Linked DNA regions of Homo sapiens: all the other regions are linked to region 3. Evidence: read pairs that join two places in POLR2A ChIA-PET (ENCODE). Cell type or tissue: MCF 10A. All regions are shown on one strand.

Evidence for each region. ChIA-PET counts read pairs that join two places held together with the same protein. Peaks named below come from ENCODE experiments on the same cell type or tissue, not always from the same donor. Only the 100,000 strongest peaks of a DNase experiment are listed, where the experiment ranks them.
Region 1: POLR2A ChIA-PET joins it to region 3 with 31 read pairs; 17 of 35 experiments call an interaction of 5 or more read pairs at or near these places.
Region 2: POLR2A ChIA-PET joins it to region 3 with 12 read pairs; 8 of 35 experiments call an interaction of 5 or more read pairs at or near these places.
Region 4: POLR2A ChIA-PET joins it to region 3 with 21 read pairs; 11 of 35 experiments call an interaction of 5 or more read pairs at or near these places.
Region 5: POLR2A ChIA-PET joins it to region 3 with 62 read pairs; 16 of 35 experiments call an interaction of 5 or more read pairs at or near these places.
Region 6: POLR2A ChIA-PET joins it to region 3 with 14 read pairs; 17 of 35 experiments call an interaction of 5 or more read pairs at or near these places.

What each region holds. Positions count from the first base shown.
Region 1 is chr15:51,980,693-51,984,692 of GRCh38, reverse strand. It overlaps a transcript of MAPK6 not described here. Among named protein-coding and RNA genes, the nearest start is that of LEO1, 11 kb to the right of the region's middle. In MCF 10A, a CTCF peak has its summit at 2,243 (motif pointing left); a DNase peak (open chromatin) is centred at 2,262.
Region 2 is chr15:52,141,776-52,145,775 of GRCh38, reverse strand. All of the region lies in intron 6 of GNB5 (G protein subunit beta 5), which reads left to right. Among named protein-coding and RNA genes, the nearest start is that of BCL2L10, 31 kb to the right of the region's middle. RefSeq lists an enhancer at 1,986-2,155. In MCF 10A, no CTCF peak of the experiment used is centred here; a DNase peak (open chromatin) is centred at 1,675.
Region 3 is chr15:52,074,636-52,078,635 of GRCh38, reverse strand. All of the region lies in intron 1 of LOC112268150 (a long non-coding RNA gene), which reads left to right. Among named protein-coding and RNA genes, the nearest start is that of BCL2L10, 36 kb to the left of the region's middle. RefSeq lists an enhancer at 1,395-1,474. In MCF 10A, no CTCF peak of the experiment used is centred here; DNase peaks (open chromatin) are centred at 195 and 1,515.
Region 4 is chr15:51,991,449-51,995,448 of GRCh38, reverse strand. It overlaps a transcript of MAPK6 not described here. Among named protein-coding and RNA genes, the nearest start is that of LEO1, 22 kb to the right of the region's middle. In MCF 10A, no CTCF peak of the experiment used is centred here; DNase peaks (open chromatin) are centred at 318 and 2,218.
Region 5 is chr15:51,969,473-51,973,472 of GRCh38, reverse strand. It overlaps LEO1 (LEO1 component of Paf1/RNA polymerase II complex), which reads left to right and starts at 1,695. Exons shown (of 12, transcript NM_138792.4): 1 at 1,695-1,785. The coding sequence starts at 1,728. It also overlaps a transcript of MAPK6 not described here. RefSeq lists enhancers at 1,426-2,001, 1,649-2,178, 2,002-2,578. In MCF 10A, a CTCF peak has its summit at 1,883; a DNase peak (open chromatin) is centred at 1,642.
Region 6 is chr15:52,009,102-52,013,101 of GRCh38, reverse strand. It overlaps MAPK6-DT (MAPK6 divergent transcript), which reads left to right. Exons shown (of 2, transcript NR_156732.1): 2 at 1,636-2,103. It also overlaps a transcript of MAPK6 not described here. Among named protein-coding and RNA genes, the nearest start is that of MAPK6-DT, 8.0 kb to the left of the region's middle. RefSeq lists silencers at 1,016-1,310, 1,776-2,070. In MCF 10A, no CTCF peak of the experiment used is centred here; a DNase peak (open chromatin) is centred at 1,971.

The DNA.
Region 1 (4,000 bases), 94 kb after region 3:
CCCCCCGGAGAACTGGTTGTTAAGCTTTTACTAGCGCATCACTGTACACATCCTCCTAGACATTTACTGCATATTTAAATATTTGTTTCTGGCCGGGCACGGTGGCTCATGCCTGTAATCCCAGCACTTTGGGAGGCTGAGGCGGGCGGATCACGAGGTCAGGAGATCAAGACCATCCTGGCTAACACGGTGAAACCCTGTCTGTACTAAAAATACAAAAAAAAAAAAAAAAAAAAAAAAAAAAATTAGCCGGCGTGTTGGCAGGCGCCTGTAGTCCCAGCTACTCGGGCGGCTGAGGCAGGAGAATGGCGTGAACCCGGAAGGCGGAGCTTGCAGTGAGCCGAGATTGTGTCACTGTACTCCAGCCTGGGCGACAGAGCGAAACTCCATCTCAGAAAAAAAATTTGTTTCTGAAAACATAGAAAACATCCAGTTTCCTAACTGGCTTTAGTGATTCAACAATATATGATGCTCCTTTCTTCAATACACATTCATCAACCTAATCCTTTTTATTTGCTACTTAGTATTCCACTGTGTAACTGCATCATTATAATTTATTTGAACAATTCTCTATTGATGGGTGTTTTGATGGGTTCCAATTTCTGGCTATTATAAACAAAGTTTTGGTGATTTTTTTTCATCTATTTGCACATCTGTCAAATTACTTTCTTAACATCAATTTCTAGACTGGATTTTTTTTTTTTAATGAGACAGTATCTTGCTCTTTCACCCAGACTAGAGTGAAGTGGCATAATCATAGTTCACTGCAGCCTTGAACTTAGACATGGAAATATTTAATCAAAGAGTATAGCCATTTACAGTTTAGATAGATAATACCAAATTGCCCTTTCAAAAGGCTGTCTTATTATTATTTTAGTAATAATTATTATTAAAATCTTGCTCTGTCACCTAGGCTGGAGTGCAGTGGCATGATCATGGCTCACTGCATCCTCAACCTCCCAGGCTCAAGTGATCCTCCCACCTCAACCTCCAAAGTAGCTGGGACTACAGGCATGTGCCATGCCAGCTAATTTTTAAATTTTTTTATAGAGACAGTGTCTTGGTATGTTGCCCAGGCTGGTCTCCAACTGCTGGGCTCAAGCAATCCACCCACCTAGGCCTCCCAAAGTGCTGGGATTCCAAGCAAGAGCCACCACATCAGCCCTGTTGTCCTGTTTTTTTTTGTTGTTGTCGTTTTTTGTTTGCTTGTTTTGAGACGGAGTTTCGCTGTTGTTGCCCAGGCTGGAGTGCAATGGCGTGATCTCTGCTCACTGCATCCTCCGCCTCCTGGGTCCAAGTGATTCTCCTGCCTCAGCCTCTGAGTAGCTGGGATTACAGGCCACCACTTCCAGCTAATTTTGTATTTTTAGTACATACGGGGTTTCTCCATGTTGGTCAGGCTGGTCTCGAACTCCCGACCTCAGGTGATCTGCCCACCTTGGCCTCCCAAAGTGCTGGGATTACAGGCATGAGGCACCACGCCCAACCTAAAAAAAAATTCTAAAGGTTAATATTGTTTTTGCAAATAGAAATTTATGACCCTGGGATATTTTTTGGCTGTTTTCCTATTAGTTACTTCTTTCTGACATTTTAGGCCCAGGATTCTAACCCATTTTCCTACCCAAATTTTGATTTTGTGTTAAGTAGCAGATAAAAAGTGTGTACATGTGTGTTTGCACATCTGAAAGTTAAACTTATCCATACATCACTATGAATCATGATTAACCTAAAATGTCACACCCATTTAAAGAAAGGAATTAATCCTGCCTGTCATTTCCTCATTGAGTAAGGAAATAAACTGCAGTCAAGGAAGTAAAATCTTCACTGGATTCTTTAGGGAAATTTCATCTTATGGAGCCCAAGAAAAAATTTAAAAATTTCCTTAAAAGGTAACAGTTACTTTATATAAATGATTACTTTATCAGCAGATGCATACAAATCAGAGTGCCTATAGTTGAAAAATATTTTCTTAGTGTTTTCTAGTCTGAAAAATACCTTTTTTATTTTTTTTTACTTGGGAAAAACACGAAAAAACACTGCCTCATTTTATCATAAGAAGTGTTTTGATTGCTATCTAAAGGCAGTATTCTTCAAGTCTCCTCTTATCTAAGACCTCCTTCACCACCACCAACACAGGACATTTTCTTTCTAAAGAAAAATTAGTAAGTGTATAGTGTATGTGTGAGTGTGTATGTGTGTGTACCTCATTTTACATATGATTGAGATCTCTTTAGGGTATACCATCACCATCTTGTGGCCTTTTGCCATATTACTGTTAAGGATGTTAATACTGCAATGCTTTTTTGCCATTGCAAGCATGAAATTCAGCATTATCTCCTCTTGGTAGTCCTCTGTGGGTGAGATGAAATATACTGAGGGCCAGATGCAGCCTGCGTGCCAGCAGTCCCCACCCGCCGACGAGATAGTATCTCTGCAGTTATGCTGTGTTCTCACACGATTCTAAATCAGCCAGTTGGATAAGGAAATCCAGTGAAAGATCTAATCAGAGCAGTTTTGCTGTAAAGTGAAATTTTCAGTTTTGCTTTGTGTTTGAGCCGGATCTGTTTTAGTGGTTCCTTTCTATTTGTAAAATTTTGGTTGGCAGGGAAGTCTACATTTCCTGATGTTTCTCTCTGTCTCTGTGTTTGTGCTGTTGGGATGTTTTCACATTTTTGTTTCAATATTTCCCCACCTCAGTACTATTTTATTATGTGCCTTAAAAAATTATTTTTCCATCCCCTTCTGTCACTCCTTTCCCTTTGTATTCTTAATCTATTTTTTTCCGTCCTTTCTTTCCTTCCTTATACTTCTCATTTTCAGTTTCTTTGATATCTTTTCTGCATATCGTTTTTCTTATTCAGCTTCCTCCACTAACACCCACAGCACCCTCCGTACCCCATCCTCCTTTCTTTGTTCCTTCTGATTCTTTCCTCCAGTAGTTGTTCCTGCTCTGGTGTTGAGTACGCTGACCTCATCCTGCCTGCTGCAAAGGTCTTTTTAGGACATAGCTCTCTGGTAACCCTCAAGCTTCAGGAAGGAGTCTAAAGTCTATCTATTCCAGGAAGCGGGTTCCTAAACCCAACCCTATATTTAAAAGGTTCCAAAAGGACAAACTTTGCTTCTGTCCTAAGAAATAATTTCTGACTCATTACCTTTATTCTGTTCTTTTTTTCTTCACATAAGTCTGAATTTTCTTTTTTTTCTTTTTCTTTTTTTTTTTTGAGACGGAGTCTCGCTCTGTCACCCAGGCTGGACTGCAGTGGCACGATCTCGGCTCACTGCAAGCTTCGGCCTCCCATTCATGCCATTCTCCTGCCTCAGCCTCCGGAGTAGCTGGGACTACAGGCGCCCGCCACCACACGCGGCTAATTTTTTGTATTTTTAGTAGAGACGGGGTTTCACCGTGTTAGCCAGGATGGTCTTGATCTCCTGACCTCATGTTCCGCTGGCCTCGGCCTCCCAAAGTGCTGGGATTACAGGCATGAGCCACCGCACCCGGCCGATAAGTCTGAATTTTCATAGGAAGCATATTGGAACCTTTTCCAAGCTTATATTTGCATGTCCAAACTCTCATTTGTATAGGGAGTAATTTATATACTAGTGCTTTGGAGATGACACTTGAATCTTATAAAAAGCAAGTTAGATTAATGGTGGTGGAGGAAAGAGGTTCAGGAAAGGGGTTTGCTATCATTTTAGAAAACAGCTTACATTTAATTATGGGAAGTATGTTTTCTGTCTTTTTCTGGATACCCTGCAAATGCTTCCATGAGGTAATCAGCTCTACGTTGAAATAGCTTTTGTGGCTGGGTGCGGTGGCTCATGCCTGTAATCCCAACACTCTGGGAGGCTGAGGTGGGCGGACCACCTGAGGTCAGGAGTTCAAGGCTAACCTGGCCAACATGGTGAAACCCCATCTCTACTAAAAAATATAAAATTTAGCTGGGCGTGGTGGTATGCGCCTGTAGTCCCAGCTACTGGGGAGGCTGAGGCAGGAGAGTCG
Region 2 (4,000 bases), 67 kb before region 3:
TCTTCTCCAGTGTCCCTTCCCTTAGGGTGGCTGCTTTGGGGACATAGTCTCACTCTCCTTCCAGTGGCCAAGACCACTTGTCCCTTTGGAGCCCATGTTCACATACATGTATTTCACTCTTTTTATTTTTTGAGATGGAGTCTGGCTCTGTCACCCAGGCTGGAGTGCAGTGGCATGATCTCGGCTCTCTGCAACCTCCGCTCCCTGGGTTCAAGCAATTCTTCTGCCTCAGCCTCCCAAGTAGCTGGGACTACAGGCGTGCACCACCACGTCTGGCTAATTTTTGTATTTTTTTTTTTGCAGAGATGGGGTTTTACCATGTTGGCCAGGGTGGTCTCGAACTCCTGACATCAAGTGATCTGCCTGCCTCAGCCTCCCAAAGTGTTGAGATTGCAGGTGTGAGCCACTGCACCCGGCCCATATTTTTTAATTTTTAAAATAGCTCAAAAGTGGATTGTGTCTCCACTTTATAGATGGATGCCAGTATTTATATAAAATTTATTACCATCTACTTCCTAAAAGGATAAGAGGTGCTATAATAAAAGATATATATGTAAATATATATATATTTGTACTACATGTGTAACACATCTATTAGAGAAAGCAAGCAAGAGAGAAATAGGCCACAATTATAAGGTTGGTGCAAAGGAGTTTAGCCAACTCCAGTTAGAAGGCACAGTTCCAAGACTGCCCCTTGCTTCAGATACTGGCTGCAAATTTGAGGGTCCCCACAACCCCAGGAATTCACTAAAACAACTCGCCAAACTCATGAAAGTGCTGTACTTACTACCACAGTTTTATTACAGTGTAAGGGTACAAATTAGAACCAACCAAAGGAGGAGACCCCTGGGGCAGAAGCCAGGAGGCATCCAGACATGGAGCTGCGAGTCATCGTCTCCCTGGTGTGGTCACTGACGGCGTTGTTTCCTCTTGGCCACGGTGTATGGTAATACATGCAGAGTATTGCCAGCTGGGGAAGCTCCTCTGAGCCTTAGGTGTCCAGAGGTTTTATTGGGGGCTTGACCACACACTGCCTGTGTGGTTTACCTTTATAAAGTCTTCAGTCTCTAGAAGTTCGGGCAGATACCTTTAGTCTCAAGTTCCTCTGGAGATCAGACCTGATATGATGCATCCAAAAGCCCCCATCATAAATCACATTATTAAACTGGTGGCCAGAGCCCCCAAGCAAACCAAGCCACTCTTACCAGGCAGGACATTCCAGGGGCCCAGAGATCACTTCCAAGTAGCTGAGGGCAAAAGCCAGACCTCTGCTGCAGTGTCAGTTCTTCACTACTCAGTAGGAATCGTAAGTTCTCCACATTTTTTTATATCCTAGGGTAATATGTTTCTAGTTGGACATGAATTTTAGCAGATGCATAGAGCTGGATGTGTTACATAATCTGTCAATATCCAATATTGAAATATTAGATATGCAGTTCTAAATTACAGAAAGAATATATTGGGTAGGCCCTTCTGCAATGTGTAGTGAATATGATAACAGTGAACAATGTCTTCAACAGTAGTTTAGGAAATGATGCTGTGGCTGTTTCTTAATTTTACCCTCACTAAATGGAATGCAGCGGAAGAATTCCCATGGGGGTAGCGGGACGGAAGGAAGAGAGCAGCCTTACCAGGCCCGGATAGATAGCTTTCTGGTGACTCAGCGTGGTGCAGAACAGAATTCAGAGTGGAGGGATGGCTGGCGCCCTGATCTTTGTCATCTCTGTTTCCCCACCCTGGCATGTGGGAGGTGCTAGCACCTTTCCTGGCTGCCTCACTGGCTGTTACGAGGGCCAAACAGAGGAAGTTCAAGGCATGAACATTTGTGAAGGCATTTTTCAAAATGTGGCGGTCTAGTGGATGAGAGAGCGTCAAAGACGAAACTAATACTGACTCCTTATCGCAGGTAAAAGTACCATCTCCCCTTCCCAGACCTTTCCCAAAACTGCTAAGAGCAGCTGTGATTCATTTGAGTTTCTAGTGGTAAGTCTGACATAATGTTTCCCAACCATGACTGTGTGACATCCCTGTGACTCTGTTATCTGTAATAGACCCACACCGATGCCACATTCTCTAAAAGTCATTGTAGGTAATAATGGGGATATTTTTTATCTCAATTTACCTGGCTCCTGGGTCTCCCTCTCAGTTGTTTCCAAACTTGAAAGCTAAAACCCAAATGGTATTGCCACAATCCCCTTTCCCCCAAAAATGTGTCAATTGGTTATATATACAAGTATTTCTTATTTAGGAGCCATATCCCCAAGAAGCTTTCATTCAGGTATTGTACACTTACTATGATCTCATGTGTGCAAGGCACTGGGCCAGGTGTCATACTGGAATTCAAAGATGAATACGTAACCAAGATCACAACATTAGTTAGGTACTAAAGCAGAGATTCGACACTGGATGCATCACCCTGCAAAACCTTCCTGCTTCTCATAGCAATGCGAATAACCCTAAGTAATAAGTATCTCAACAGAGAAATTACTCAGGATGGGGAGGATGTATCCCAGCTCAGGGGTCAGGGAGGACCATAGTCCACAGCATGCTTGTCCCCTTACCATAGCCTAAGTGCAAATCATTCTCTACACATTCTGTTTTTTTTTTTTCTCTTTTTTTTAGTCAAAGAATCTCACTCTGTTGCCCAGGCTGGAGTGCGGTGGTGTGGTCTCAACTCACTGCAACCTCCACCTCCCAGGTTCAAGCAATTCTCCTGCCTCAGCCTCCCAAGTAGCTGGGATTACAGGCACCTGCCACCTTGCCCAGCTAATTTTTGTATTTTTAGTAGAGATGGGGTTTCTCCATGTTGGCCAGGCTGGTCTTGAACTCCTGACCTCAGGTGATTGGCCTGCCTGGGCCTCCCAAAGTGCTAGGATTACAGATGTGAGCCACCGTGCCCAGCCTCCTCCGCACATTGTATAAACAAGTTTGCCAAAGCTAATTACTGATAAGAAACTACCCAAGAATACACCTGTGTACCTCCCAAGCAGCTGGAAAAGCAGAAGGGACCCTTGGCTTTCCCAGTGCCTCAGAAAAAAGTGACCCCATTTTAAATATTGTTCCCTACAAAAAGAAAGCAGGGCACCTTAGGGTAAGGCTGAGGTTAGGTCTTTGGGAGGAAAAGAATAAAGTGAGGCTAGGATATTTTCTTGTTCTAGAAAGTAAAGGAACGTTCAAGGACCAATAGGGGTCATACATATATTAAAAAAAAAAACACAGCTGGCTTGAAGAGGCCCCAAATTTGGGGTAATTTGAGCATCAAATGTAGTAATGATAATAATGGATCATGATACAATTAAGAAAAAAAAACAAATTTATGGGTGTACAGTGATACTGGGAAGGAGGATTTTTCATTACAGAAAAACACCAGCTAATAAATACGGAAGACATTATCAAAATAAATCACCCTTTTGCACCCCTAAAGTAATATCTGATTCAAGCAAGGATAATCATGTAAAGCCTTTGTATGAAAGGTGGTTGGAGAAAATGATATTTTTATGGTCTCAAAATATCACACCACAGATTATTACTGATTACAAACAAATTACCTTTACCCTGGAGATATCTAGTGGTCCACCTTAACCAAGTAATCAAAGTTGGCTTTACCAATCTTGGAAGAGACATTACAAGCCTTGTGACATGAAGCAATAAGAAAGAAGTACACAGTAGCACCTTGATACTCTTATTGGCAAAATGTTCTACAGTACTTTAACCATTAAGAAACCATCTGACAAATCCACCATATGCGACATTCTATAAACAGCCAATCTAAGATTTCCTGTCATGAACAACAAACAGTAGGTAGTGTCTGTTCTAGGTTAAAAGATCTTAAAAAGACATAACAAATGAATGCAATATGTGAGCCTTGGTTGGTCCCTGGATCCTGGCGACAATCAGGGAAGATTGAATATGGCTGGCTTATTAAATGGTGTTATGGAGGTTTTGTTGATTTTCTCAAATGTGATAAGGATGTGGTAGATAGACAGGAGAATGTTCTTAT
Region 3 (4,000 bases):
AGGGAAGGGACCTGGGGCAGGAGAGCAGATAGAGGTGGAGAGATGCCAAGGCCGGTTGTGTGGGGAGACATAGATAGTGCTGGGAAAAGCAATCAACCTGATGACACTGGGGATTTTGCAACCTAATGACCCCAAGGACTAAATTGCCAGGAATTGCACTCCTGGCCCAGGTCTCTTAGCAAACCTGACCTATGTGAACCCAAAGAGGAGTCCGTGGCTCACAGCCAGTTTGGCTTGCAAGTTTTCTGGTCTGAGGGAAGCTGGATGCATCCCCCACCTCCACTAACAAGGCTTGCTTCACTGCGTGCCTGGGAAAACCGGGGGACAGGCCCTGGCCAGAGGACTGCGAAACAAAGCTGGATAAGACATACCCCCAAGGGAAAATGTACCTTGTACCAACACAAGGTGCTATGGGGAGAGAGAAGAGAACCACCCAACCCAATCTGAGAGGTCAGGGAGGGCTTCCTGGAGGACATGGCACTTGAGCTAATCAGGAAGGACATTTGAGAGTTTTCAGAGAGGAAAGGGTTCCATGCAGAGGGGACACTACGGTAGCAAGAGAGAATGGGCCATCTATCCATGCAAGTAGCTCAGTATGTCTGGAGCCTGGGGTGAGTGTGTGGAAGTGATAAGAGATGATGCCGGGTCAGGCGCGGTGGCTCACACCTGTAATCTCAGCACTTTGGGAGGCCGAGGTGGGTGGATCACAAGGTCAGGAGATGGAGACCATCCTGGCTAACATGGTGAAACCCTGTCTCTACTAAAAATGGAAAAAATTAGCCGGGCGTGATGGCAGGTGCCTATAGTCCCAGCTACTCAGGAGTCTGAGGCAGGAGAATGGCGTGAACCCGGGAGGCGGAGCTGGCAGTGAGCTGAGACGGCGCCACTGCACTCCAGCCTGGGTGACAGAGCAAGACTCTGTCTCAAAAAAAAAAAGAAAAAAAAAAGATGATGCCAGAACGAAGGATACTCTATCTGAAAGGCACTGGGGAGTCTTAAAGGATGTTAAATAGTGGAGTTACCTGATCATGGACACGGAAGTTTGCTAAAGTCACCAATGATCTTTCTGTTGCCAAGTCCATTGTGTATCTTTTAGTCAGCTTCATATGTGAATTCTCTCAGCAGCATTTGATCCTGCTGGCCTCCCCCTCCAGGCTGAAGCACTTTTGTCTCTTGACTTCTGAGTCCTGTTCTCCTGATTTTCTGTCTACTTCTTTCATCACTTCTTCTTGGCTTCCCTTGCTGACTGTGCCTCCTGTCTCTGGCCTCTGACTGTTAGTGTCCTACAGGGGTCAGTCCTGGTTCCTTCTCACCATTCACTCTTGTTCTCAACCACCTCATTTCTTCCCATAGCTTCACATGCATCTATTACATGTGATCGTATCAGGGGAAGGGGAATACAGAATCAAGCTTGAAGGCCCTGTCTCCTGGGTGTCATGGCTGAGTGAGACATGTTCAGACTGAATCGTGAGCAGTTGTGGGATGAGTCAGGATGAGTTGTTCAGGGATAAGCAGAAACATGTATTAGAGGCTGACAAGTTGCTGATTAGTATAGTTGGTGCCCTGGATCTGAAAGAAAGCAGCATCCAGGACTCGCTGTTCCCAAGGGTAGAGGGGAGGGGTGGACACTGTAATATACATTAAAAAGCCAAGTCCAAGGTCTGAGAAGAACACGAAAGCAGGGAGGGGCAGGGAAGATGGGCAGGCGTGGCAGGGCAAGCGGACTCCAAAGTCCAGAGAGACACCAGAGTCAGGGACCCAGGACCACTGGATCCAGGGGATAGATTGAGGAGTGACTGCTAGTGGGGACAGGGTTTCTTTTAGGGGATATGAAAGTTTTCTGAGATCAGAGTGTGGTGATGGTTGCACAATCTTGTTAATATAGTAAAAAGCATGTCACTGTATACTTTAAGGGCAAATTGTATGGTATATGCATTATATCAAAATTAAGCTGCTAAATACATTTGAGGTGGGCCAGGCACAGTGGCTCATGCCTGTAATCCTAGCACTTTGGGAGGCCAAGGTGGGTGGATCACTTGAGGCCAGGAGTTTGAGACTAGGCTGGCCAACATGGTGAAACCGCATCTCTACCACGAATACAAAAATTAACCAGGTATGGTGGCACATGCCTGTAATCCCAGCTACTTGGAAGGCTGAGGCAGAAGAATCACTTGAACCCGGGAGGCAGAGGTTGCCATGAGCTGAGATCGTGGCACTGTACTCCAGCCTGGGTGACAGAGCCAGCCTCTGTCTCAAAAATAAATAATCTGAAGTGGATTACAGATATAAATCTACAACATTAAATATAGAAGACTAGTTCAATAATTTTGGTATGGGGAAGGCCATCCCAAGTATGGCTATATAAAAGACAATATTAACAGATTGAGCTACATTGAAACAAACAAAAAAAACTTTGTGAAAGACACAAGAAAAAATATTTATCATGGACTTTTGCAACCTGTGTGACATATTTAGAGAGGGTTCTTTAGAATCATTATGAGGCCGGGTGCGGTGGTTCAGCCTGTAATCCCAGCACTTTGGGAGGCCGAGGTGGGCAGATCACGAGGTCAGGAGTTCGAGACCAGCCTGGCCAACTAACATGGTGAAACCGTGTCTCTACTAAAACTACAAAAATTAGCCAGGCGTGGTGGTGTGTGCCTGCAGTCCCAGCTACTCGGGAGGCTGAGGCAGGAGAATCGCTTGCAGTGAGTCAAGATCGCGCCACTGCACTCCAGCCTGGGCGATAGAGTGAGACTCCATCTGGGGGGAAAATACATATATAAATATATATATATAATATAAATATATGTATATATAAAAATATATATATAATATAAATATATGTATATATAAAAAATATATATATATATTTAAAATATGAACTCCCTGATAATATGCAGCACTGGCCAGAGTGGGGAAAAGTGGGTACTTGGGTGGAGAAACAGACTGTGGATATAAATTGGTCCAGCCATTTAGAGGACAATTTGGTATCCAGGAGTGAAATGCACAACATTTCCGACGGGTGTGACACAGCCTGGGTCAGAAGCACCAGCTGACAATAACCCATCTGCTGCACTGGGGCAGACAGGCTAAAAGCCTGTGGGAGATCCACTGAAATGTTCAGCATAAACCAACTCTGTTCCAGAGTTTCTGCTTCTAAAAGCATATCCTCAGAAATGGCTCAAAGACACACAAAGAATGTTTATTACAGTGTTGCTTGTGATAGTAAACAATGTCCGCTCATAGGAAATTGGTTCTACAAATGATGATGCATCCTCATAATTACATACTCTACAGGCATTAGAAACAACAAAGTCAATTACTACCAACATAGAAAGATGCTTGAAATGTATTGTGAGAAAAGAAAGTTGCAGAACAGTAAGCAGAATAACCCAATTATAAGTACATATATGTTTGTATATACATTTGAAAAATTCTGGATAAATGTATAATAAACTATTAACGTTGGTTACCTGTGGAGATAGGGATATTTGGAGGGGAGAGAATATAGAGGGAGGGAAAAGAGGAAATTATTTTATGCATCTTTGAATGATTTTTACCTTTTGTATATGAAAAAATAAAGCAATTAGCTTGGAAGGAGTGGAGGGGAAGAGGAAAGACCCAAAATATTAATAGTAATTAACAGTGATCATACCCAGGTAATGGGATTCTGGGGAATTTTTCCCACTTCCTTACCTGCATTTTCTAGTTTCTCAACAATGAGCTTTTATTTCTTTTTCTTTTTTTTTCTTTTTTTTTTTTCTTTTGGAGACAGAATTTCACTGTAGTTGCCCAGGCTGGAATGCAGTGGCAAGATCTTGGCTCACTGCAACCTTCACCTCCCAGGTTCACACAATTCTCCTGCCTCAGCCTGCTGAGTAGCTGGAATTACAGGCACCCACCACCATGCCCGGCTAATTTTTATATTTTTTAGTAAAGACGGGTTTGCCATGTTCTCCAGGCTGGTCTCAAATTCCTGACCTCAGGTGATCCGCCTGCC
Region 4 (4,000 bases), 83 kb after region 3:
CTGAGCTTCCCTTTATGGAAGGACTTCTTGTCCCTTCTACTTGGAGTACTGTCAGCAGACAGCAATCAGTCATCAACTCCTACAGCTGCAGAAAGCAACCTCACCCAAGCTCATGCCCTTTTGGGAACAGTCTGCATCCAGCAGCTGATCAAGGTATAATTTGGAAGTCTAGCCCTTTCAGGCTGGTTTGGGACAATGCCCAAGGGTCGCTGTAGCTCCAGAGCTCCTCATGAGGTCAGCTGAGGCTGCTGGGCCTTCCTTACATACAGTTTACTTTTCCTTCTGTCTAAGCCTGCTTCCTCCTCTGCCCTGGCACAGGTGTCGATCCCAAAGACACTCCCTAGCAAACATCCTGGACACTAAACTCTGACTCAGAGACTTCTTGCAAAGCTTAAACTGTGAAAATGCCCCATCATGCCCAAATACTTTAGTATTTCTTGCTAATAAGCATATTCCTCCAGCACAATCATCACAATCAGCAATGTTCAGAAATGATGGTTGTATTTAGTTATTATAGGTCTTCCGTCTTCTTCAATCTTGAATGGTTCCTTAGACTCTTTTACTTCTATGACTTTGATACTTTTCTAGATTACAGGCCATTTATTTTTATAGAATGTCTTTCCATGTAGGCTTGTCTGAGGTTTTATCATGATTAGATTCATGCACCTTTGGCAGAACAATCAGAGAATCAACGCTGTGTTCTTCCAATAGCATGATGTCAATTTGTCCCATCACTGATGTGGCTGATTTTGATCACTTGAATAACATGGTGTCTTCCAGACTTTTCCACTGTAAAGTTACTCTTTTTCTCTTTGTACTTAAGTATTTTGTGAGGAATACCTTGAAGCTATGTAAATATTCCATTCCTCATCAAACTTCCAGTTTTAAAAAAAATCTTTTTTTTAGATACTGGGTCTTGCTCTGTTGCCCAGGCTGGAGTACAGTGGCACGATCATTGCTTACCACAGTGATAATCATGATGAAACCTCAGACGAACCTAAATTAAAAGACATTCTATAAAAATAAATGGCCTGTAATCTAGTCTGAAATTCCTGGGTTCAAGCAATCCTCTGTCTCAGCCTCTGGTATGAGCCACCATGCCCAGCATCTGCCTCAGCCCGGGAATCAGCCATTCTCCAAGGGGCCCTGGTTCCTTTTGGTGGAGAATGGTATTTAGAAACCAAGAGCTGGCCAGGCGCGGTGGCTCACACCTGTAATCCCAGCACTTTAGGAGGGTGAGGTGGGCAGATCACCTGAGGCTGGGAGTTCGAGACCAGCCTGACCAACATAGAGAAACCCCGTCTCTACTAAAAATACAAAATTAGCCAGGCATGTTGGCGAATGCCTGTAATCCCAGCTATTCGGGAGGCTGAGGCAGGAGAATCGCTTGAACCCAGGAGGTGGAGGTTTCAGTGAGCCAAGATCGTGCCATTGCACTCCAGCCTGGGTGACAAGAGCAAAACTCTGTCTCAAAAAAAGTATAAATAAATAAATAAATAAAAAGAAACCGAGAGCTAAGCTGGGCATGGTGGTGTGTTCCGGTAATCCCAGCTACTTGGGAAAGAGAGGCAGAGGATTCTTCAGTCCAGGAGTTTGAGACTAGCCTGAGCAACATAGTGAGACCTCATGTCAAAAAAAAAAAAAAAGAAAGAAAAAAGAAAAGAAAGAAAAGAGAAACCAAGATCTGGGCATTATGTGTACGCATTGCTATTAGGTGTCACTGTTCTCAGGCCCTTTTTGTGGACAGAGCTAGGGAATATATGAAATATATGTATGTGTGTACATATATGTGAGCATTTATATATATAAACTTTTACATATACACACATTTACATCTATATTTATTTCTACATCCATCTATCTATATTTAAAATTATGAATTTACACTAATACCTTTCTAATCCAACACCAAATAATTCTTCTAGTTTTTTCACTTTCCACATATGTAACTCCATTTCTGCCAGTGAGAAACTTGATTCCTGCTATCCTTAACATGATGACTTATTTAATCAATCCTTCCATTTGTAAACAATCTCCTGGGTCTGTCTGTGACATCGTAAGGTATATATTTTGATCTTCATTTGCAGTTCCTGATGTAGCGCTCCTAAAAACCCTTCTAATTTCCTGAGCAATAGTGGTGCTAGGAGGATCTTTTGTTCTAATATTTGGTCTTTGACCTTGGTTCCTGACTCAGAGCTCCCAAGACTTGTGTAATTTCCTGAGTGACAGGTGCATATGATACAGAGCTCCTAAAGATCCTTGGAAATTCCTCTGATTGGTGCATCTTTTTCTAATGAGGTAACTTTTGGTACACTCCTGAATAGCCTCAGAATGGGAGCTGGTTGCCAGGGGAACCAACTATGTGATTGGAGGGTTAGAAATTTTACCCCCCCACCAACCATAGACCTCCAGGGAGGGGAGAGAGGTTGAAGGTTGAGCTGACCAGCAAAGACTGATGATCTCATCAGTCATGCCTACATAATGAAGCCCCCATAAAAACCCAAAGGGACAGGATTTGGAGAGCTTCCAGATAAGTGAACACGTGGAGGTTCCTGGAGGGAGGTGCTCCCAGAGGCGGCATGGAAGTCCTACACCCCTTCTTCCATACCTTGCCCTATGCATCTCCTCCATCCGACTGTTCATCCATCCGTATCCTTTGTGATATTCTTTAGGCGATAAATTGGTAAACATAAGTAAAAAGCATTTCCCTGAGTCTTTGAGCCACTCTAGCAAACTAATTGAACCCAAGGAGAGAGTCATGGAAACCCCACTTTATAGCTGATGGGTCAGAAGTACAGGTCAGAACCTGGGACTTGTGATTGGCATCTAAAATGGGGGACGGCTTGGCTGTGCGTGGTGGCTCACGCTTGTAATCCCAGCTCTTTGGGAGGCCGAGGTGGGTGGATCGCAAGGTCAGAAGATCGAGACCATCCTGGCTAACATGGTGAAACCCCGTCTCTACTAAAAAAAATGCAAAAAATTAGCCAGATGTGGTGGCGTGCACCTGTAGTTCCAGCTACCCGGGAGGCTGAGGCAGGAGAATGGTGTGAACCTGGGAGGCAGAGCTTGCAGTGAGCCGAGATCGCACCACTGCACTCCAGCCTGGGCTAGAGTGCGAGACTCTGTCTCAAAAAAAAAAAAAATATATATATATATAGATAGATAGATAGATAGATAGATAAATGAGGGACAGCCGGGTGCGGTGGCTCATGCCTGTAAGCCCACCACTTTGGGAGGCTGAGATAGGCAGATCACTTGAGACCAGGAGTTCAAGACCAGCCTGTGCAACATGGCAAAACCCTGTCTCTACAAAAAATACAAACAACGAGCCAAGCGTGGTGGTGTGCGCTTATAGCCCCAGCTACTCAGGAGTCTGAGGTGGGAGGATCACTGGAGCCTGGGATGTCGAGGCTGCAGTGAACTGTGATCAAGCCACTGCACTCCAGCCTGGGTGACAGAGCGAGACCCAGTCTCCAAAAAATAATAGATAAATAAATACTTAGTTGCCTCGAATTTTCTCCTAGACTTTTTCCTATACAAAGATACTTCAAATGTCCTAAAGCTATATAAACCCAGATCTCAGTAAGAATGGATTATTCACTTATCCTCAAATGTGCTCCAAGCTGTTCTCCAAGCTCTGTGCCGGATTCTTCTACCTGGCCCATCCTCCCACTGCATCTCCACAGGTCCTTTGACCTACATATCGTTCAAGTCACACTTCAGACACTATGTCCTACCTAAAGCCTTTGCCGATGTCGGCAACCCTAGACCCTCAGAGAACTGTGTATGTATCTATGACATAGCCTTTTCTGATTTATATTCTAATTACCATTCTTAGGAAACTAGAAACTAGTTCCCTGGAGACTGGTACCATTTCTTTTTCATGTCTTCACTCCCTGGAGGCCTTGCACACAGTAGAGGCTCTAAATACATTTGTCGCGTTATGTAATAAAAGTTTATATACTTTGTATTAATTTCTCGTTATGTGATACACTTTCCA
Region 5 (4,000 bases), 110 kb after region 3:
CGTGTTAGGAGGCCGAGGCAGGAGGACCTCTTGAGGCCAGGAGTTTGAGGCTGCAGTGAGCTATGATGGCGCCACTGCGCTCCAGCCTAGGCAACAGAGACACTGTATCAAAAGAAAATAAATTTAATCAAAGTACTTTTCAGGGACAGTACTCTAAATGAAAATGAAACTGAATCACTGTCAAATGGAATACTTGTTTTTCCAGTATTCCAGATAGTTTTCAGGTTATCTATGTATCTTCTCTTGCAACATCCGCTTCATACACAAAAGCTCTAGGATTGATGATTACATACCCAGTCCCACCCATTTGGACCCTGTTAAGCACTGAAGTTTACTACAAAAATATATATCATATAATCTCCAAACTAAATATTCATTGTTGCTTGTCCAAGACCAAAACTCTCATAATGGCCTAATTAGGTAATGTAACACAGGATGTACTCTTTTCTCACTTTTTCTTCTAAGAAACAGAGCCTTACTCTGTCACTCAGGCTAGAGTGAAGTGGCGTGATCATAGCTCACTGCAGCCTCCAACTCCTGGGCTCAAGTGATCCTCCATTCTCAGTTTCCTGAGTAGCTAGGGCTACAAATGCATGCCATCATGCCTGGCTAATGTTTTTATTTTTAATTATTTTATTTTATTATTATTATTTTTTTGAGATGGAGTCTCGTGCCCAGGCTGGAGTGCAGTGGCGCGATCTCGGCTCACTGCAAGCTCCGCCTCCTGGGTTCACGCCATTCTCCTGCCTCATCCTCCCTAGTAGCTGGGACGACAGGCGCCCACAACCACGCCCGGCTAATTTTTTTTATTTTAGTAGAGACGGGGTTTCACCGTGTTAGCCAGGATGGTCTCGATCTCCTGACCTCGTGATCCACCCGCCTCGGCCTCCCAAAGTGCTGGGATTACAGGCGTGAGCGACCGCGCCCGGCCAAAAAAATGGTCATTTAAAGCTTAAAAAAGCTGTTTGTTAACATGTATATTATTTTTAAATGAATTAGTAACTTAAAAATTTATTACCGTATTAGTAAGAATACAGTAAATATCAATACCCGTACCTGTAATCCCAGCACTTTGGGAGGCCGAGGCGGGCGGATTGCCTGAGCTCCTGAGTTTGCGACCAGCCTGGGCAACACGGTGAAACCCCGTGTCTACTAAAATACAAAAAATTAGCCGGGTGTGGTGGCGGGCGCCTGTCGTCCCAGCTACTCGGGAGGCTGAGGAATTAGAATTGCTTGAACCCGGACAGTGGAGGTTGCTGTGAGCCGAGATCGCGCCACTGCACTCCAGCCTGGGCGACTGAGCGAGACTCCGTCTCAACAATTTTTAAGAGGGTAAAGGGGTTTGGGATGAAATAACTGGAGAACAGCTGCTCAGTAAGAAACAAAGGGCTTCAATCCTGACTCGCGATAGGTTTAATCCAGCCAGAGGCCCTTCCCCAGAGAGCGCCAGTCACCGCCCACCCCATCCACACCCGCAACCGAACGCAGGACCCCCCCGCCCCCTGGTAAGAATCCTGGCAAATAACAGATATTGACGAAATGGCCGGGCTTATATACCATGCATACCCAGGCGAGAACAGGTTCACTGGGCGAGCGAAAACTAGGTCACGTAAGGAAAGGAGTGTCTTCGGCGAATCTTTGCGACACTGTCGTGTTTCAGTGGTTCCGTGCCGTAAAGAGAGGCCGGGAGCTGCCCCTAACCGAGGCAGCAGCGGACGTGAGCGATAATGGCGGATATGGAGGATCTCTTCGGGAGCGACGCCGACAGCGAAGCTGAGCGTAAAGGTGGGTTCGCTGGTCTTCGGAGGATGGGTGCGTGGCAGGCCTTCCGCTGTGGGAGCCGGACAACCGTGGAGGCTCCAGCGCCGCGGGCAAGAGGTGGCGTTTCCTCCACTCCTGCCTCAGCGCCCCCTGCACTCCCGGAGGTGCCATCCTCCTCCGGCGGGCAGGATGGAGAGTCAGACAGTCTGCGCCTCGAGGCTCTGGGTGTCGGTGGAGCAGACGGTTCCTGGGAGCTTGTGGAGCGAAAGGGGCGCGGGGCATGGGTGGAAGTGCAGGCGAGCCTGCGCAGCGCGGGTAGGAACGTTGGAGTCCTGTTCCGCCTTGCCTTGCACAGGCCAGCGTAGAGTAAGGGCTGTTTTTGAATGAATGGAAATGAATGCAGGAATATGGGATGGGGTGGGCGAATTTACAGAGGGCCTCAGAATGCCGTCTTGAATGAAACCAGAGCATGGTGTGATAGGGAGCTTGAGATGTCTGGATGACGAGTCTGGGACGGATAATGGGATGGGGTTACAGATAGATGTTTCACATAGGAGAGAATGTGTTCTCTAAGAGCTTGTGCAGAAACTCCAGAATTTCCGGAGTCTGTGATGTTAGATTGGGGAGTGCATGGGGTCTGTGTACAGAGAGGAGGAATGAAGGATTTGTTGATGAAATGAATGAATTAGTGTATGTGCATGCTGCTTGGAAGTTATTTCTGGCACAGGATTGTGGGTGTTTTTTTAAAGTTTACTTTTTTAGAGACAGGGTCTCACTGTGTTGCTCAGGTTGGCCTTGAACTTCTGGGCTCAAGCCATCCTTCTGCCTCAGCCTCCAAGTAGTTGAGACTACGGGCACTTGAAATATGAATAGGAGCTATTTGAAGTGAGAACCCAAGACCAAGTTCAGAATTCTTGCAACCCTCTAGGCTCCAAGTAAAGTGAGTCTCTTGTAGACAACATATATCTAGTTGTTATTTTCATCACCCCCAAATAAAACACTGTTCATAAAGCACTTACTCCTCATATGCTCCTTCCTCCAACCCCTGTCTGCTATTGTTTCTGTACTTATCTGTTCTGGGAATTTCATATAAATTGAATCATGCATTGTGGTCTTTTGTGTCTGGTTTCTTTTACTTAGCATAATGTCTTCAAGGCATTGTAGCACATATCAGTACTTTATTCATTTTTAATGATTTAATAATATTCCATTGAATGTGCACACCCTAAATTTGTTAATCCATTTATCTGTTGATGGACATTGGGTTGTTTGAATAGTGCTACTGTAAACATTCCTGGTTCCGGCAGGCGGATTTGCCTGAGCTCAGGAGTTGAAGACCAGCCTGGGCAACATGGTGAAACCCTGTCTCTACTAAAAATACAAACTGTTAGCCAGGTGTGGTCGTGCGTGCCTGTAGTCCCAGGTACTCAGAAGGCTGAGGCATGAGAATCACTTGAACCCAGGAGACAGAGGTTGGCAGTGAGCTGAGATTGCATCACTTCACTTCAACCTGGGTGATAAAGTGAGACTCTGTCTCCAAAAAAATAAATAAATTCATGTACATGTTTGGGTGCCTGTTTTTAATTTTGGGAGGAGGGTATTATGTAGGAGTGCAGAGTCATATGGTAATTCTTTAATATTTTGAGGAGCAGCCAAACTGTTTTCCATAGTGGTTGAGCCATTTTACATTACCACCAGCAATGCACCAGGGTTCCCTTTCCCCACATCTTTGCCAACAGTTATTTTAAGTTTTTATTTGTTTCTAAAGTAGCCATCCTTGATGTTATCAAGTGGTGTCTCATTGTGGTTTCAGTTTACACTTTCCCAAAGGCTAATGATGCTGAACATCTTTTTTTTTTTTTTTTTTTTTTTTAACGGAGTCTCAGTCTGTCTCCCAGGCTGCAGTGCAGTGGTACAATCTTGGCTCACTGCAACCTCCGCCTCCGGGTTCAAGCAATTCTCCTGCCTTAACCTCCCGAGTAGCTGTGATTACAGGCACCTGCCACCATACCCTACTAATTTTTGTATTTTAAGTAGAGATGAGGTTTTGTCATGTTGGCCAGGCTGGTTCCAAACTCCTGACCTCAGGTGATCCACCTGCCTCGGCCTCTCAAAGTGCTAGGTTCAAGCGATTCTCCTGCCTTTGCCTCCTGGGTTCAAGTGATTCTCCTCCCTTATCCTCCCGAATAGCTGGGATTACAGGCGCCTGCCACCACACCCTGCTAATTTTTGTATTTTT
Region 6 (4,000 bases), 66 kb after region 3:
TAGAAAAGCAATACAGATTTTCCCCTCTTTAGTCTTGTGTAATATATATATATATATATATATATATATATATATATATATTTTTTTTTTTTTTTTTTTTTTTTTTTTTTTTTTCCAGGCGGAGTCTCACTCTGTCGCCCAGGCTGGAGTATAGTGGCACAATCTTGTCTCACTGCAACCTCCGCCTCCCGGGTTCAAGGCATTCTCATGCCTCATCCTCCCGAGTAGCTGGGACTACAGGCACCCACCACCACGCCCGGCTAATTTTTGTATTTTTAGTAAAGACGAGGTTTCACCATATTGGCCAGGCTGGTCTCGAACTCCTGACCTTGTGATCCGCCCACCTCGGCCTCCCAAAGTGCTGGGATTACAGGTGTAAGCCATCGTGCCTGGCTGAGTAATATTTTTATCAATGTTTTGAGTTAAGGTACTTATTAAACTTAAGGGAGCTATAAAACATACAGTGTGATGGATTACAGGATGATTACTCAAAATCATTTCCATAGGTTGCAAAGAATCTTTTTAAAAAGATGACATTTGACTGCAATAAAGTACAATATCTTTGTTCAGAAAAATCATTTGAAAAGGACCAGGATTTGGGAGACTTGGCTTAACCTGGTAATGTGACAATAAGGGTAAAATGCAGTGTGAGCAGATGCCAAAAAAACGTAACAAAATAGAACAAAATGTGTGAATAGGAAACAGTGTCCACGTCCCAGGGGGTACCACACCTATGCTATTCAGCTCAAGATTTCTCAACTTATGTGTTCAAATACAGACACCACATTTACAAAAGCTACCACACATAGCAAATTAGAGTAATTCATTAGGAGACATTCAGGCAGGGTGTGGAAATCATGTTCTCTGAAAAAAAGATGTGAGAATTGGGTCTGATTAACCTGCAGAAGAGATTTGCTAAAGGGTTGTTGTGTGCAGAGGAGAGAATGGTTGCTCTGGATTTCAGATCTAAAACCACTGAGAGGGCTATTACGAGAGGCATTGGCTCAGCATAAGAAAGGATTGTTTTGGATATTGGAACTGAGCCACAGTGGACAGGACTTCCCTGGTGAAGTGAATGCTACATCACTGGAAGCATTCAATCAGAAAACAATGGCCACCTGTCAAGGAGGGTCTAAAAGGAACTGCAGAGGAGAGGAGGGGCCTACAGCCAGCTGATAACTTCCATGGTCTCCAACTTGAAGCTTCTGTGTGTCTGTTTATACTCTTAATTTAAAATGACTGCTCTCCTAGACACGGTTTATAGAAGAACACGTTGTAATTTGATTTGTAAATAAACAAAACAGCCTTCCACTGAAGAAATTCATTGCCAAGTACAGTTCATTCTCACAGTGGATTCTCATTATTTGTGGTACTTATGTTCTGTAAAGTGATCATGAACAGTAAATTAGTGAAAACTGAACCCTGCTCCTAGGGGAAATACAAGGCTAGGTTCCTGCAAACCTCTGGCACAACATTCTCATCAGCCAGTGAATATATAATCTTGTTTTATGTGTATTTCTGTTTCAAGACACCTTTTTAAATACTTATTGTTGATTCATTAGCACTGAACTCGCTGCCAAAAGCACTGTAACTCATGCCTGAATAAAGCTTATCTAACATGTATTTTCTCTGTAGGGCACTTCACAGCCTTCTGTGCTTAGGAACTCTATACAGCACTTCAGCAATAGATTTGGGGGCCACTTTAAACAGCAAAATCACCAACGGAAAGCAAAACATGTGATGGCTCGGCACAGTGGCATGTGCCTATAGTCCCAGCTACTCAGGAGGCTGAGACAGGAGGGTCACTTGAGCCCAGGAGTTTGAGTCCAGCCTGGTCAACATAGAGAGATCCTGTTTCTAAAAACAAAAAAATCATGGCACCAAATAGACCATGGAAAGGACACTCGTTTACAGTACGAGAGTTGAAACAAGAAGGCAGAATCTTGTCTTGTTTGGCCTCAGCTGGCAACGTTCCCGTAGGGTGACTCAAGTATCTCGTTACTGTGCATGTTCAAAAGTGACTACAAAGGTGCTATGACTACTTCGAGGTTACAAATAAGTTTCAGCAATAGGCAAATTTGCAAACAGAATCTGTGAATAATGAGGACTGACTATAGTTAAAGATTATGGAGAGAATGTTTTCAGTCAAAACCCATCAAACCTGTACATAAAGTTTGATGAGAGGCAGATCACACGAATGATTTTTGGAAATGCAAGACTACCACCTGCAAACAAAACTAGGATCCCACATTTAATTGGATGGGGCAACAAGAGTATCCCCTCCGCCAGGCGCGGTGGCTCACGCCCATAATCCCAGCACTTTGGGAGGCCAAGGTGAGTGGATCACTTGAGGTCAGGAGTTTGAGACCAGCCTAGCCAACATGGTAAAATCCCATCTCTACTAAAAATACAAAAATTAGCCTGGCCTGGTGATGTGTGCCTGTAGTCCCAGCTACTCAGGAGGCTGAGGCAGGAGAATCGCTTGAACCCAAGAGATGGAGGTTGTAGTGAGCCAAGATCGTGCCACTACACTCCAGCCTGGGCAACAGAGTGAAACTCTGTCTCAAAAAAAAAAAAAAAAAAAAAAGGCTGGGTGCAATGGCTCATGCCTGTAATCCCAGCACTTTGGAAGGCCGAGTTGGGTGGATCAGCTGAGGTCAGGCGTTCAAGACCAGCCTGACCAACATGGAGAAACCCTGTCTCTACTAAAAATACAAAAATTAGCTGGGTGTGGTGGCACCTGTAATCTCAGCTACTCGAGAGGCTGAGGCAGGAGAATCGCTTGAACCCAGGAGGCAGAGGTTGCAGTGAGCCAAGATCATGCCATTGCATTCCAGCCTGGGCAACAAAAACAAAACTCTGTCTCAAAAAAACAAAAAAACAACTTATCCTTCAGGAGAATGGTAATAGCAATCATTTATCAAGTTCCTACCAAGTAGCCCGTTTCAGGTAAACACTTTACAAACGTTCTATCATTTTCTCAGACTATGACAAATGGGATTTCATTGAAAAGCTGTAAGAAATTACTTAAGGCCAGGCACGGTGACTCACGCCTGTAATCCCAGCACTTTGGGAGGCTGAGGCAGGTGGATCACAAGGTCAGGAGTTTGAGACCAGCCTGGCCAAGATGGTGAAACTGTGTCTCTACTAAAAATATAAAAAGTAGCCGGGCATGGTGGCGGGCACCTGTAATTCCAGCTACTCAGGAGGCTAAAGCAGGAGAATCACTTGAACCCAGGAGGCAGTGGTTGCAGTGAGCCAAGATAGCACCACTGCACTCTAGCCTGGGCGACAGAGCAAGACTCTGTCTCAAAAAAAGAAAAAAAAAATTGCTTAAATATTTTAGACAAAACCTGGCTTTCCTTGTAATAAAATCAATTTCTGAGACAAAAACTATACATTTACTTTTTAAATAATGGTTATATAATTAAACATTTAAAAGTACTGGGAAATATCTATTGGAATAATTTTATAAAACCAAATAAATAATCCAAAGAGCCCCTCTAATTTTTCTGCTTTGGAAGTCAGAATTTTCTGGAAGCAAGGCAAATTTGTAGAAATGGTAGAATTAAACTAGTAATACAAAACTTACAGCCTCTCCCAACACACACATTTTAAGAGAAGCATAGAGAGAGTGACACTTTCTGGCTTCAGGGAAATTTAGTCCAAAGGTTTTCTTATTTGCATTCTGTCCTTCCTTCTATCTTGAGAGGCCCAATACCTTGAAGAGAACAGATACTCCTAATTTCTGGAGACAGTGTCCAACTTGAACCTCTTGAGACCACAAAGCCTTCTATAACTAGTCTCAGATTTTGAGAACAACCTGGGTCTCTGCCACATGACCAGAGTAAATAAAAGGAAAGAATAGACCGGATGTTTGTCAGCCCATGTGCAGGGAATGATAAATATTTTGAGTTGTGGAGACAAAGCAGCTTTCAACTCACAAGGTCATGCTCCTCCCCTTTGCACTTCAGTAGTCAAGCTATCCTGTCCTTTGAGG